Regions from separate parts of the Homo sapiens genome. Here region 1 is linked to region 2. The links are chromatin loops, found by intact Hi-C in ENCODE. Cell type or tissue: heart right ventricle. All regions are shown on one strand. Links, peaks and the distances in the headings refer to the core of each region. The heading gives the core; the rest is flanking DNA.

What was found. A loop is a pair of places that touch in the nucleus more often than their neighbours do. Peaks named below come from ENCODE experiments on the same cell type or tissue, not always from the same donor. Only the 100,000 strongest peaks of a DNase experiment are listed, where the experiment ranks them.
Region 1: it touches region 2 in a loop (1.8-fold over the local background); 7 of 110 quality-filtered maps call a loop at or near these places.

Annotation. Positions count from the first base shown.
Region 1 is chr2:134,265,980-134,279,660 of GRCh38, forward strand. It overlaps MGAT5 (alpha-1,6-mannosylglycoprotein 6-beta-N-acetylglucosaminyltransferase), which reads left to right. Exons shown (of 16, transcript NM_002410.5): 2 at 4,407-4,571. Among named protein-coding and RNA genes, the nearest start is that of MGAT5, 19 kb to the left of the region's middle. In heart right ventricle, for the core only: no CTCF peak of the experiment used is centred there; no DNase peak of the experiment used is centred there; H3K27ac peaks cover 1,159 bases.
Region 2 is chr2:134,364,391-134,366,890 of GRCh38, forward strand. All of the region lies in intron 10 of MGAT5 (alpha-1,6-mannosylglycoprotein 6-beta-N-acetylglucosaminyltransferase), which reads left to right. Among named protein-coding and RNA genes, the nearest start is that of MGAT5, 110 kb to the left of the region's middle. In heart right ventricle, for the core only: a CTCF peak has its summit at 1,154; no DNase peak of the experiment used is centred there; H3K27ac peaks cover 306 bases.

The DNA of each region.
Region 1 (13,681 bases), core at 7,917-10,416, 90 kb before region 2:
CAAGATGGTGAAACCCCATCTCTACTAAAAATACAAAAATTAGCTGGGTGTGGTGGCACCTGTAATCCCAGCTACTCAGGAGGCTGAGGCAGGAGAACTGCTTGAACCCAGGAGGCAGATGCAGTGAGCTGAAATCGTGCCACTGCACTCCAGCCTTGGCCACAGAGCAAGACTCCATCTCAAAAAAAAAAAAAAAAAGATTAAAACACAAAAATACTGTTATTTCTTTATTTTATTTTATTTTTGTTTATTTGAGATGGAGTATTGCTCTGGCTCTGTTACCCAGGCTGGAGTGCAGCGGTGCAATCTTGGCTCACTGCAACCTCCACCTCCCAGGTTCAAGCGATTCTCCTGCCTCAGCTTTCCGAGTAGTTGGGACTACAGGCACACGCCACCATGCCCAGCTATTTTTTGTATTTTTTGGAGAGACGGAGTTTCACCATGTTGGTCAGGCCGGTCTCTAACTCCTGACCTCAGGTGATCCGCCTGCCTCGGCCTCCCAAAGTGCTAGGATTACAGGCGTGAGCCGCCGCGCCAGCCTGTTATTTCTTTAAAGTTGTGATAAAACTGTTAACAGTTTTTGGAGGTTTAACAGTAAAATACAAAGGTGCAAAATAATTTCATTGCCCGGAAAGGTATAATTTATTGAGCCTTATTTGTGAGAGTACTATAGTTTGTTTCACTCATTCATTTGTTCACTTACGTAACACATGCTTAATGTGCCTAGCACTGTATAATGATACAGATATGGGCTTGGCGTCATCTCTGTCATTGTGTTTTTTATTAACAACATCCTTAATCTTGGGTTGGCTGCTTTGAAATGGTGACTCAGGTAGCTGCTTGAGTTGAAAATGAACTTTTTTCTTTCATATTGGGAGAGAAAACATGCCTACCTAGGTAAAGTGCTTAGAGAATTCAAGGTTTTTAGTAGGCTTATATTCCGTCTTCATTTTAAGGGAGAAGATAAAGAAAGAGTCTTAATTTTAAAAAAATCTTGGATCACTTGATGTATCTGGTAGTCTCCAGTGTCAGCTGGTGGATGTTTAGTGATACTGGGTCGGGTGGACAGAGTTACCACAGGACAGGGACATGAGTGAGTCTTAAGAGTGATTGGTATATGTTGTTACACAAACACATGGCAAAATCCCAGAGGTTATTCCCTAACAAGTAGATTCAGGGGGAGCAAGTCAGAGATGCTTGCTGGTGGACAGGTCCATTGTAGTTCTTAAGAGGTGGTGAAGCATGGTGGGTAAGAGCCATCAGCCCTGGAACCAGACTGGGTTTGAGTCCTGGATCTGTAATCACCTCTGCTAAGTTATTTAGCCTCTCTGTGCTGTGATTTATTCATTTGTTAAGAGGGGCATAGGGATGATCACATGCTCCTCAGACTGTCTTGGTAGGATTAAATGAATTAGTTCATGTAAAGTGCTCAGCACACTGCCTGGCATATAGAAAGTTCAATAAGTGGAGGAGGTTATATTGGGGTGGCCGTGGTGATGGTGATCCCTCCTCCTCATTATGAATCCCCTTTTACACTCCATGTCACACAGTCACAGAAGGTCAATCTTTGGCAGATGGGGTCAACAAGAGATAGTAGGTCAGTTGTATTTACTGGTCACTGTAATTTGAGAATTGAGGGAGAATATCTTCTTAATTGTAAGTATGACAACTTCATATCCTACCTAGAGTATACTCCACTAATAACTATCACCAATAACAATGGATTGAGGGACTGTGTCCAGTAGTCTGATGAGAGCCCATCAGCATTGGCTCATGTTCTGTTAGCTCCCCCATAGGGAGGAAGGCAGACTTCTCTCACTGCAACTTTCTGTTGTATTTGTAGCAGTCCCTCCAGTGAATGGAAGTCACACATGATGCAGGTTCATTCAGTAGGCATTTCCTATCCTGTAACCTCTCTATCACAGTTCTCTCTCCATGTCTCCACAGAGGGGCAGTGGGGAATACAGAGGGGTTGAGAGAATGCACCTAATTCAGCGGTTGTCAAATCAGGGCAGTTTTGTCCCTCCAAAGGATATTTAGCAGTGTCTGGAGACGTTTTTGATTGCCACACCTGGATAATTGCTGTTGTCATTCAGGGAGTAGAGACCAGGGATGCTGCTAAGCATCTTACAATGCAAGGACAGTCACCACGACAAAGAATTACCCGGCCCAAAGTGTCAGTAGTGCCGAGGTTGAGAAATCCTGAGTTAAGTCACACTAGAGGGCCAGGGCTTCTGTGCTTGGCCAACTACAATTACCGGTGATAGTTAAATGCTATTCTAGATTGTATTCGGATTCTAGCTGGCTGATGACACAGGCTCTAGGCAAAGAGGCTGAAATGGGGGAGATTGATCTTTTATATCTGAAGAGTATTTCTTTATACTGAACATTGCCACTTCTCACTGGCACGACTGCCCCCTTCTGTGTGACTGGCCTCTGGCACTCTTCAGAACTCTGGAGAGCCAGTTGATGCATTAGACTTAGTGACAGAACAGGTGACTGACTCCCGCTGTCTGTGCCAACTAATGATGTGCCTGTGACAAACTGAGTCATGCTGACCGTGGGACTGCAGACCGCAGAGGAGAGTGCTCTCATGACCCCTTGGATAAAGCAGTGAAGCTTTGCATCACCTGAGGAGAGAGTTCTTTGGGAAGGATGAGAACATTTTCCAGTGAAAGGTTTTATTTTACTTATATATTTAACAGGCAGTTATGCAGTGCTTATTATGTGCCAGCCAGTATTCAAAACACCTTATAAATATTAACTCTTTAACTCCTCTTGACAACCTCAAAGCTGAAGTGTTGTTCATGTCCCTCTTTTACAGGTAAGGAAACAGGAATGCCAGAGGTAGGACTCAAACCTAGGAACTCTGGCTCCAAAGTCAGGCCCTTAACCACTGTGTTATGGATGAAAGACTCTGAACTTCACCCTTGGTTTCTTTTTTCTACCCAGGTTCTTGACTTCTGATTGGTCCCATTGAGATGTCAGGGAATTAAGCAGTCCTGAGGCAAGCCCTCATTTTATCAGCTCATTATTTAATATCTGTGAACCTCAGTTTTCTTATCTGTAAAACGGAGTCACATCTACCTCATGGGGAGGATGTGAAGATAAAACAGTTGTCCATTTTGCATTGCTGTAAAAAATACCTGAGCCTGGGTAATTTATAAAGAAAAGAGGTTTATTTGGCTCAAGATTCTGCAGCTGTACAAGAAGCACAGCACCAGCATCTGCTTCTGGTTCATGAGGCATAATGGAACAGGCTGGTGCACCTTTGTTGAGATTCGCTGGCTGTGATCTGTGCTGTTTATGTGAGCATGTGTGTTTATTTCATGGCCAGATTACCGCATCTGCTCAGGGACAAGTTTGCTCTGTTTTTAGGAGAATGGAAGATGGCACCTTCCCGTTTGTCTTAACTCAGGGCTTTTCTCAGTCCTGCTACCCACACTGTGCACTTTTCCCCTGGCCCACTCCCAATTCAGAAATGGGTCTGGATTCTATTTCTGTGGATGGTTATGCAGTCACCCATCTGCTTTTCTGACACATACAAGTCAGTATATCTTTCTGTGATTATGAATTTTTAGAGGAGAGAGTCTAAGCTTATCTTTTCTTTTTTCTTTGAATATCTTGTCTACAAATAGTAAATGCATCCATAGGGGTGAAGAAGGAGTTCCTGTAATTTTTCCAGAGGGAAGTGCAGTACTCTTTAATGTGTAGTCAGATGTGTGAGAAAGGGAACCAACTCTTAAATGTAAGAACGATGAGAGTATATCCCCAGCATCTAGAATAATATCTGGCACATAGTAGTAGCTTAATAAATATTTGTGAGCAAATGAATGAGACTAATCTTTATTTTAAATATTTCCTAAATCTGATTATAGTCAACTCTGGGTTACCTAGCAGACCTGAAAATCTGGAGCTGTAGCTTTTATGAAGTGTTAGTGTATGTAACTAACAGAATTAAACACTTTTTAAAAAACTGGGACATGCTAGAGTATGCAACACGAAAAATAACAAACTTGATCCAGAGGCTACTTTGGGATCTTGCTGCACCCTTGGGGTGTCAAGCTTTGTGTGAGAAACTATGGTGCTGTAAGGAGGAGGAATTCAGTGTAGTGCTATAGCAGGATGCTAAATAACAAGGAGTTTTCTCTCTTGACCAAGTAGCTGGAAATAGTTATACCATGTTACTTATTGCCAGACTTGCATTCCACGACAGACTGATGTATTTAGTAGGATCTGGGCCAGTTGAAGACGGCCCTTGTCATCTTTCAGATGTGGTTTGACAGATCTTTTGTATCACTTCAGAAACATTTGAGAAGTTTTGTTCTCCACGATAAAGAGAGAGCAAGCCAGACAGATATGTAGAGGCCATAGAATTTTAAAATTGTCTGCACTTTCTTTTACAGATCTGAAGAAAACCCTTGCTGTGTTATTAGATAACATTTTGCAGCGCATTGGCAAGTTGGAGTCGAAGGTGGACAATCTTGTTGTCAATGGCACCGGAACAAACTCAACCAACTCCACTACAGCTGTTCCCAGCTTGGTTGCACTTGAGAAAATTAATGTGGCAGGTAAAAATAGCAATTCTCTGCCCTGATATGGAGTCACACCCTGCTTTGGACCAAGAAGAGAATAAAGGAGAGCAGTGGTTCTTACTGGAACCTGCATAATATAAATTCTATAAACTTGGCATGGCCATTGTAAAGATAAGTCTAAATTTATTTTTTAATAGCAGATGTTAAAATGCTTTTTATAGTTTTATCATGATGCATAATATTTGGTGGTTTGTGTGACACATTTGCTCTTAATGAGCTCCTGGAATTCACTTGTAAAGAGAAGATTCATGGCATAGATTAAATGAAATACAGAGGTTATTTGAGAAGCTTGTGCCTTTTAGAGTTCTTCCTCCTCCGTACTCCCATCAGACAATTTTGAAAGTCTGTTACGTATAATAGGTTCTCTCCTCCCTGTTGTTAAAAAAGAGCCACCATTGCCGAAAATGCCTCCTATGTATATATGGAGAAATAGAAATTCTGGAAATGGCTTTTAGGAGATAACCCCTGCCTAGTCGTAGGCAGATTCTGTAGCCACTCATGTACACCACCATGCGGTTCCCACTGGGAGGCATTTTGTTTGGCTCCTTCTGGAAACTGGAATATTGGATGAGACAAGGAAAATTGACTAAAAACAACACCCAGATTATACGCTGCATGTTGTTGCCTGCAGCTCACATTAGAACCCCCCCATCCCCGCAACTCCCCCACCATCACACTGCTCTGAGGTCAGCCCCTGGGTCTTTGTGCTTGAACCAGGACTGCTCTTGTTAGGGTGACCACGATTTTCTGGGGACCCAGGACAAAGTGAAGAGCCTGAGGATTAGGATTCAGTGCTTTGGGTGAATGGTTGTGAACAAGCTGTCTATACTTTTGGTGGGTGGTAGCCAAACTCTGGTTAATAGATAAAGTAAGTAACTAGGTTACTTTTGACATCAGTTCCTGCTTTAAAAAAAAATCTTGTTTCATATACTTTTAAGCTTATTTTCCTTTCCCTTTTGCTTGTAAAAATTCACACACTTAAGTGGGAGAGATTCTTTACCTTTCCCACCTCCCAGCGTCAAAACATTTAATTGTTTTACATTATGCAAGGTGGTTGTTATTACCTTTTTTAATGTTCTTTGCCCTTTAGCAAATTTTAAATTGCAAAATATATTTCTAATAATTCAAAGTATTCAACCAAACAAAGGTATTAAAAATAACTTTTAATTACAACACAGAGGCAGTGTCATCTAGGCCGTAAATCCTGTCTTCCTTGCAGTTTCCAACAGCTTCTGTAATTAGACAAGAGAACCTCCCACTGTGTTTAGCTGCTTTTTAATAACTGGAACCATGCCTCTTCAGTCTCCACTTGCCACCCCTGTACCCTGTAGAAAATGCTACTGGAAAGGCCCTATGTGGTTTCATCACTGTTCTGTGTCATATTTCTGGAGGTGGGATGGAGTGTTCTGCCTTTAACTTTGCTGTTCTCCACTGCCTCTGAAGTCCTGTGGCTTGTGAGCCTCTATAAACACATCTGCTGTCATTCTTTCCCCCATCGTGGCATCTTGCTGCCTCTGGCTGTCCTGTTTGTTGCAAGGCTCACAAGGACTTTGCTACCTGGGCTTTAAGCCACAGAGCACAGGGTCGTGGGTACACCTCTAAGAAGGAAATGGGAAGGACTTGGTGACTACTTTCAAACGAAGTCTGGAAATATACCAGCCGTATGTATTGAGCTAGTGTACCGCTTAACAAGCATCATGTTCTCTAAGCCAATGGCTCTGAGCGGGACTCCTTTAAATGTGCCACTGGTGCTGTGTTTTTAATAATATTTAAAGAACCAGAGTGTTGTGTTTTGTTTTTTTTTTCCTTTTTGGGCAATGGGAGCAAATTTAGAGTTACACATTTAATGATTAACCTCATTTGCATGTCTTTGCATCTCTCGGGTATGTGTGGGACACAGTCCATACCATCATAATTTTTACTGGCTAATTAGGAAAAGAATACACATGCATAAAATGACACAAACCATGGTTGCTGTAAAGTGGGGGTGACTCAGAAAAAAATTGGGAGGCAGGGAAGGAGAGGAAACTAACATTTAGTAGCTGTCCAGTAAATACAAGTTCCTCTGCCTGACCCTCCAATGTACATGATTTTACTTAATCTTCTTAGCATCTCTGAGAAGGGTTTTCACAGGTTTTGTTGAGTTTAAGTACTTGGGAGTGGGTGACTGTTGGTACTGGAGTCCCCTGAGCTCAGCTTCAGATCTGCTAGTGCTATGTAGAGAAGAGATTCTGAGTGTTAACTCCATCTCTCCTTCCATTTGTAAATTATCATAAAGGCATGTGTCTGTAAAAAGATGCTACCATTTTCTTACCTAGAAGAGAGCTGCCAGTTTCCTAGATTTAATCATCTGTCTCATTAAGGATTTCTCTGTCTCAGTGTCTGCTCTCAGGCTAATGTTTGTAAAAGCTGGCCCGTGTATGTGTGTGTGTGTCTGTGTGTGTGTGCGCGCGCGCGTGCGCGTGCATGCATGCAGAGGCATCCCTTTCATAGACACTGTCTTGGCCAAAGTGGATATAGATATGCTGGACAGCCTTCTTCATTTCCCCCAGAAGGTGGGGGGGGGTCCTTTATATCTTGTCAGTCAACTACATATTTTTAAAAAACGATTTGCCATGTCTATAGAGTACCAGAAAGAAGGACAAGGACTTAAGTGAACAGTTCTCATTTATGAGCAGCCCTTCCTTGCTTTTCTGCCCTCTCTCTGATCCATAACCATGCTGATGTCTTCAGACCCCTCTGTCAACCCAAGAATGGCTCCTGAGCTGTGAGAGTTCAGTTTTATGGGGTTCCAATCCTCGCCAAGTAAAGTTTTTCTCTCTCCCTTCCTGAATGGAGACATGCGGTAATTGCTCAGAAATGTTCTCCCTGGTGTGTCTTTACAGCTGACTCTGGTGTCTTATTGCTCACTGATGTTTCTGATTGCTTATTGTTGTGTCTTATTGCTTGCTAATATATCTTCTGGTTGGCTATAAACTGTCTCTAAATTGGGTACCATAGCAATTGAAGAAGGATTCCCTAAATTTATTTTCTTTAGGGGGATAGCTCTGTGTGTGTGTGTGTGTGTGTGTCTGTGTGTCTCCTTATTTTTTCTCTCTAGCTGTGTTCTGTGTAGCTTTTATCCAGTATGGCTTATCTTCACAAATTTATCACCGAGGGTTTTTTAATGTGAAAGTAAATTTGCCCCTAGGGAAATTTAGGTGGAAATGAGCTTTATTAAAATCAAGAAATCAGATTGAACTGGATTTTTGAGCTCTGTTTGTCTTGTTGAAGAGAAAGGGGACTCAAAGGAATGAAAAAGCAGATTTTTAAAATCCCCACCCTTCCACCAATCACACAGTAAATTAATTTCTCCATATTCACTTTCTGAAAGGGCTTGAAGGGCCTTCGTCAAAATTCTCTCCTTTTAGAATGATGCTTTGAATTTTAGAAAGACCCATTCTGTCTTTCTCTAGTTTTGTGATCTTAAGTGAGGAAGTGGAGCGAATAGGATTGGATCTGTGGTTCTTTGTCATGTACCTGAAATGGGGAAAAGGTAAAAAGTATACATATCTGATCATGAAAATGCTTGCCTTCTAAGGACTGAATGTCTGATATATCTTTGTTCTGCCCATAGTGTCTTGATTGTAGCCTTACCTGTTGAAGATAATTCAGTAAATATTGCTCACATGGATTGGTTTCTATTGGAGGGAACAGCATTTGGTTTCACCACCTGGAAGAGTTTCTTCTTATAGTTCTTCTTCTCAATTTACATTTGTGGTGATTTGCCTAGAAGTCGGACTTGGTATTTCGTTTCCCTAGTTCTCAGACCTTAGCAGACACCGCCTAAGAAGTGGGACTGCCTTTTTTGTTGGTCAGGACTGAACTTCCCATCAATGGTTATGGGATGTGGAGGCTTCATAGGATGTGATAGTTACAATCCTAGATGTGATAGTTACAATCCTAGATTGTGATACTTTAGAGGACAAGAACATTGTGTAGCTCTCTACGGGGTAGTGTATGTATGTGCATGTGTACACATTTATTTATACTCTCAATAAAGAGTTGTCATTCAAGGTCAGCTGAATAACTGGCCAGTGCTGACTGTTCCTTAAAAGCCAAAACCATAATGATAGCATCCAAGTGGTGTTGTGATGACTTAATAATTGCAAGGTCACTTGGGAAGCAGAACCACAAAATCAAAGGTACAGGTATAACTCAAGCGACAGTTTCCTGGTATTTAATCCAAGTTGAACTTACAGCAACCCTGCATTTTTTCCAAAGTGGGGAGCGATATGCAACACTTTCTAGTATTTGGGGTTGAAGTGCAATGTATTTGAATTTGGAAGCTGTTCTTAAAAACAGCAACCATTATTATTATTCTTACCATTTGAAAGTTGAAAATGAAAAATGTCCCTGCTGAGTTCCAGGGCTTGCATTTGGAAGTGCAATTTCCCCCTCTTTGTGCTGCTAATGGACCTTGAAATTTAGTTGTACCTGTGCTCTTTCCTTGTATGTGTACCCATGTCATCAGTTTGTGTTGAAGTAGCACCTGAAGTGTCCCAGCTCCACCCCTGGGCAGTGGCTCAGCAGATGACTTTCCCAGGGTCAGATACTGGTATGTCAGTGAGATCCCAGATGCTACTGAGAGACGGGAGAGAGATGAGATTGCAGGTGGCTTCCTATTAAGTTGAGCAAGAAGCAAATATGTTCTGTCTATCTACCTGTCACTTTCTGTTTTGTTATTTGCAATGGTAACAATAAATATGTGGACCCTTGTCAGAAGCTATTCTTTTGGTATCTTTACAGAAAAATGCTTGTCTTTGTTGGTATGGTTTTCACTTTGTGTGGTCAAGGATATTTTGTTTTTATTTAGAAGAAGAAAGACAGTTCAGAAGTGATGGTGATCTTTGAGGAAGTGAATTTATAGCAGTGATTAACAGCTGTGGGCGATTTTGCCCCCAGGGGACACATGTCAATGTCAGGACACATTTTGGTTTTCACAAATGAAGAGGTGCTATTTCCTTTTTTTTTTTTTTTTTTTTTTTTTGAGACAGTCTCGCTCTGTTGCTCAGGCCAGAATGCAGTGGCACTATCACAGCTCTTTGCAGCCTCGACCTTCCATGTCCCCACCCCCTGCCGCCTCAGCCTTCTGAGTAGCTGGGACTACAGGCAATGTGCCATCATGCCCGGCAAATTCTTTTTTCTTATTTTTTGTAGAGAATGGGGTCTTGCTATGTTGCCCAGGCTGGTTGGGCTCCTAGGCTCAAACGATCCTCCCACCTCAGCCTCCCAAAGTGCTGGGATTACAAGCATGAGCCACTGTGACTGGCCTATTTATTTCTAATAGATGAGGACAAGAGATGCTGCAAAAAGCATCCTACAATATATAAGACACTGCCCATAATAGAAGTATCCAGCCCCAAATGTCAATTGTGGCAGGTTTGTGAAATTCCGATCTATGAGATACTGTTAGAATCTGGTGCCAGCAGATATTTTCACCTATGGTTAGTGCAGAAAGACGCCTGAGACGCTGAAGTTTCCTGATTGCCAGCTGAGACCTAAAGTTCCTTTCCCTTTTCCTAGCAAGGCTGTTCACAAGCCCCCCCACCCCCGCCGCCCGCCAATCTCCACCTCATTTAGCTTTGCCACTGGTCTTGGAGGCCTCCAAGGAAAGAGATTTTAGAAACTCCCAGAAGACTATTTTAGGATCCTGCCCTTAAGGAACTCCTTTCCTGGCCCACAGTGTGCTTTTGGCAATGTACATTTTACTTCTGCTTCTATAGAAGGTAATTATTTCTTCTCGTGAAAGGACCACTAATTCCGGATAACAATGGTACAAAGTAGTCTTAGAGAATGGGTTTAAATTGCAGAATGTTTTAGAAGAAATTCTTTGTTATTTTAAGCAAAGTATATAATTATCAAGATATGAGAGAGTAAATTAAATAAGTTAAAGAAAACAAGACAGGTCCCCAAAGATCTACTTTACATCAGAAAATACCCTTGACAGCATACTTGGAGCAATATTGAAGAAAATGAGACTAGAGAGTTAATTGGGATTTGTGATGCATTTTCAATGTTAAATGAAGGAGTTTCTATTTTGTTCCCTGGGCCGTGGCAGTTGATGAGAGGTTTAAAGTAGGAGGATGAATAGGTGTGAGGTCTGTATTTCCAGAGAATAATTATGGGCCATGTGGAGTGAAATGCATATGAATGGGTGAGAGAGACTGCATTTAATCTTCAGTTAGGAGGAGAATGCCCTGGGTTAGAGATGTTCCTATGGCCCAGGGAGAAAGAATTTGAGACCCACGTTAGGGTGAAGCTGGTGTTATGGGGACACGGACAGACCGTGGGACAGGGCAAGGGAGAATTTGTCATAATTATTTCCAAGGGTGTAGCTTGAAGGATAGCTGGGTGACTCATTATTGAGGAAACAACCCAGCAGAGAGACAAGGTTCCATGAGGACTGTAGCCACAAGCCATTTGTTTCAGAATATCGGTTTAAAGGCAGTTGAAACTTTGATGCTAGTGTTGAGGGGATGAGGGACAATGAAAGGCAGCATCTGTGGAACCAGACTGGCTCGGTTCAAATACTGGCTCCACCACTTCATAGCAGTGTGACTTTGGGTAAGTTTCTTAGCCTTCCTCTGGCTGAGTTTCCCCATTTGTAAAATGGGGGAAATAATAGTAGTGTCCATTTCACAGTATTGTTAGGAGGTATATTAGTCCATTTTTACAGTGCTATAAAGATACTACCTGAGACTGGGTAATTTATAAAGAAAGGAGGTTTAACTGACTCAGAGTTCCACATGGCTGGGGAGGCATCAGGAAACTTGAATCATAGTGGAAGGGGAAGGAAGGCACGTCTTACATGGCGACAGGAGAGAGCGAGCGAGAGAGCAAGGAAGTGCCACACTTTAAAATCATCTGCTCTCCTGAGAACTCACTACCATGAGAACAGCATGAGGGAAACTGCCCCCATAATCCATTCACCTCCCACCAGCTCCCTCCCCTGACATGGGATTAAAATTTGAGATGAGATTTGGGTAGGGACACAGAGCCAAACCATGTCAGGAGGATTAGGTGAGACCAATAACGTTCTTAGAAACATGCTTGGCATAAAGTCAGTACTGTATGAGCATTTGTTAATTACAGTTTAAAAGTTACATATTTGGAATATTGACATAAAAATGGAACACTGTAGTGACTTCTTATTTGGATATCACCACTAATAGTGAAATTAATATGTGTATAGTGCTTTATAGATTAGAAAATAATTTTGTATATAGTGTTTCACTGGAACACTTTAAATTTGAAGTTCCCAAATTGATCTTTTTGTGCCTCTGTTATCAATATTTAGCTCATCACGAAATTCATGTTTTGTCAATAATCTCTTGGTTGCAAGAGGCCAACCACTTAGCTTATATTAACTTAAACTAAAAGGGAACTTGGGGCTCATGTCATTTGAAAGTTTGTGGGATGCTGTTGAGAGGTTCAGACATGGGAGCCATCTTTAAGAACCTCAGCTGTGTCCTCTCAGGTATTGGATACTGTCAGAAGCCATTTCTTTTGGTATGTTTACCGAAAATTCTTCTCATTGTTGGTATAGTTTTCACTTTGTGTTGTCAAGAGGGTTTTGCTTTTTATCATTAAGAAGAAAATACAGTTCAGAAGTGATGCTGTCCTTCAAGGCTATGTTAATATGTTCTGTCTTTTATTTTGCCTTCATTCTTAGGCCATCTTTGCATGGTGAGGGCAGAGATGGATGGTCCCAAGGAGGCTCTAGGTTTTAGTTTTCAGTCCCAGACGGCTGTGCTGCTTTCCAGGAAGTTTTGGCAACTCTCTAGAGCAGGGTCATGATTGGCTTGGCTTGGCCTCTATGCCTATTCATGATCCAGTCAGAGTGACCAGTATCATGTTCCATCCTGATTGGCTAGGCCTGGGTCACATGGGTCACCCCTGGGAATTCATGGTATAGGAGAGGGTCCCTGAAGAGATTTCAGATGAGCAGATAAAATGCATATGGCTACTAGAGACCCTGGTCATGTCATGGTTTGGCTTTCTGGAGCTATCCTAAACCTGACTCAAGCTTTTCTCTCCCTGAGTGTTTGGAGGGCAAAGCCTCAGGACTGCTAAATTTCTGCCTCCATTTTAAGCACTACTGTGGCCAAATGTGCCTCAGCCCCACTTGGAACGAGCCCAAACCCCTGCCTGCAGTTTATTCATGCTCTTACACACTTAACATGTTTTTGTCCACAGCCTGGCATGCTTCTGTTGTTCTGGCTGACTCTTCTTTACCACTTTTTTCAAGTCTCATTTGAAGCTCTGTCTCCCTAAGACTTGCTTGATGCCCCTCACATCCCAGAGGTTTGTGATGTCCTTGCCTTGTGTTCCTACCATGTGTGTCCTTGGACTTTTCCACTCTTTGCTTGTCTTCACAGCCAGTCTGTAAGCTCCTCAAAGGCATGGGTGGGATCTCATATTTTTCTTTTCAGTTCAGTGCTGAGCTTGGAGTCTGGCAAATCACAGGTTTTTATCAATAAATGTCCAGCTGGGTACATTCCTCCCTCTCCTAAACACAACTCCTGCCGGTCAGGCACTGTGTCCTAGAACCTTTGCCATGACGCTGATGGCCATGCTTTCACTTCTAGATCACCATTTCTGCCACTTATGTGCTTTGACAGGTCCCTGAATCCTTTTGGAATTCCCAGAAGCACCTGGAAAGTTTACTGCTAAATTGTTAAGACCGGAAGAGCCTTTGTTTCACTTCACTTTTGAAAACTGAGATTCCATAATAAGAATTTATTTTGTGTTTCTTGGTGGCTAATTATAAACCTGTAAGTAGGATTAAAAAAATTCAGGCCACCTCCACTACCTGAGAGGTTGCTTTGAATGAATAGTTCTTGCAGAAAAGAAACAGGGACCCAGAATTTCTAATTCTGTTGGACTAATTACTGACCCTTCAAGGAATACATGGCTTGTTTCATTTCGAAAAGTGAGACTATATATATCCCTGTCGGGAATAATGTTCCTCCCCAGCCACTTGATGGGGGAACTCAGTAACATACACTGCAGGGCTGTCCTGGGGACCTTGAAAGTGCGTCTAC
Region 2 (2,500 bases), core at 1-2,500:
TTGGGAGGCTGAGACAGGAGAACCACTTGTACCTGGGAGGCGGATGTTGCAGTGAGCTGAGACCATGCCATTGCACTCCAGCCTGGGCAACAAGAGTGAAACTCTGTCTCAAAAAAAAAAGGAATCCCAAAACCATTAACCATGTTGCTCAAGTGATCTGGAGTGAGATTTAGAAATCCTTCCAGATTTTGAGGTGTGAAAACTCCATGGGTGCCCAAGCTTCTGTGTACCTGTGCTGTGCAGCACCTAAAGATTATAAAAGGTTGGGTTGCAGTGTGTCCACATTCATCTTTGCCTGAGTAATAACACCCAAAAATCCTGGGTGTTATTTCAATTTTATTACATCCAGCATTCTGTGCTGGAAAAAGCCCAAAAGATGAAAAATCCTATAAAGTTTTCACATGAATTCAGGACATCTTCTCCAACTCTAGAACACGGCACAGTATGTGAGAATTTAGTTTCTTTTTCCAAAGCTTGTGCGTCCTGGAGTATTTAGTGAATGCACACAGAAAACCAATGTGCCTTTTAAGTGAGATGTTACTCCAACCGCATTTCTAAAGTTACGTTCAACATAGGCTTTAGCTAGCAGGATGTTTTATCAGTCGTCTTCCCTATCTTGTTCTTGTGTCCCATTCCCCTCTCCCCTACCCAATCCCGATTCACCTCAGAGAGCTTCAGGAAGGGAAGTGGCACCTTTGTGTCCTGGGAGGTTTAGGATTGCAACTGGAGGATGTGGGAGGGCACAATTTGGACCAGATGACTTTGGAAGGTCTTCCTTCACCTCAGATTGTAGGACTTTAAATTCTGAAGATTCCTGCTGTGCCATAAATCCTGCTTCACTCTTCCCACCACCCTCCTTCTTGAGGGAATCTCCCTACTCACCTCGGCACTTAAGTGGGAAATGCAACCATGTAACTCCCTCCAATGTTGGCTGATTGGACCCTGGAGTTGTCCTCTGACCCAGTGCAGTCCAGCTTTTTGGTGGCTGGAACTGTAATTCTGGCTCAGAAAACTGAGCTGCATCAATGAGATTCTTCAGTTCATGTTGGAAAACAGAGTCACTGAGAGTGAGCCATGTTAACAGAAATCAAAAAAATGCGTCTGTGGCAGGAGGGCGAGGCGGAAGCCTTCCAGGAGTCCACATGATGAAGCAGGACCAATGTTGACAGGGAGAGGGTGCTGTTGAGAGGATAATGCATTCCTCCACAAGGAGAGGCACCACCCTGACAGAATTAGGGTGCAGTGGAGGGCCTGATAGAGTGGAAGACACAGATAGAACTCCTGCAGCCTGGAGAGAAAGAGAAAGTAGCTGCTGGAGTTTCTGGCAGCTTTCTTTTCCCAGATTATATATCCTTTCTCACACTCTGGTCTTGCAGTATCTAAGTACTCTGTTCCTATAGTCATATCAACATACTTACTAAAATACTAGATACTAAATGCCTATCAAGAAAAACAAGTGTATTAAATATACAAGCTAAGGAGGAGCGGGCTTGTCCTTTAATATCCTGTCCCCAGATTCATGACCAAGGTACTCAATGGTCTTGTCGTGATGTTATAGTACATGGTGGGGAGGTTGAGGTGGGGAGGGGAATCTTGCCGTCAGACTCCAGAATCCCAGGGGCATCAACTTAGGAACCACCTCTGCCCAAGCCCCTTAATATCAAATGAGACTACTAACAGCCTAATCCCAAATAGAAGTCTCTCTTCTTAACTCAGGAAGCTGCAGTTCTGGGTCCCTGATCTCTACCTCTGAGGCCATCTAATCATTCGCTCCTGCTAACACTAGAGATGTACCCAGAAGAACAGCAATCTGTCCAGTATGGTCAATTTCAAAATCCTTCTACATTCTTTTAAATAAAGTCATCAGAGAATGGAAAATTGGTCAACTTTGTAAAAAGAGATTTTTGAAATATGGGAATTGAAGTGTTAACTATATTACTTTAATTTCTGTGTTTCTTTAAAAATAGTATACTGAGCATAACTGAATCTTCAAGTGATGGTGCAGGGTTAGTATCTTATGTATTCATGATCCTACTATGATCTTAATACAAGATAATACATGATCGCCGCTAAGGTAAATGTCCTGGAGGCCTTTCTTTGACCACGTCAGGAGAACAAGAGTTGCCTCTGAATCACACATTGGGGTTCAGACTTGCAACTTAACCACATGTAAGGTGGTTGACTGTCCTGAGCCTCAGGTTCCTAGCCTGTAAAGTTGCGGCAGTAATAGCTGATGGCTTCTCAGCCTTACTAATGCACACATCACCTGAGGATCTTGTTAAAATGCAGACTCTGGTTCATACCTGGGATGAGACGGAGACTCTTTCTCACAAGCATCCAGGTGATACCGGTGGGCTGTTGGAAGAGCATGCTTTGAGCAGCAAGGTCTTAGGATAGGTGGGATTTGTACAATGTGTGGTACAAAGTAGCTGACCAATTCGCAAATAAATAACTCCTCTTTTCTATTTATCTTTGTCTTCCTGCTGCTTTTATCAGACTG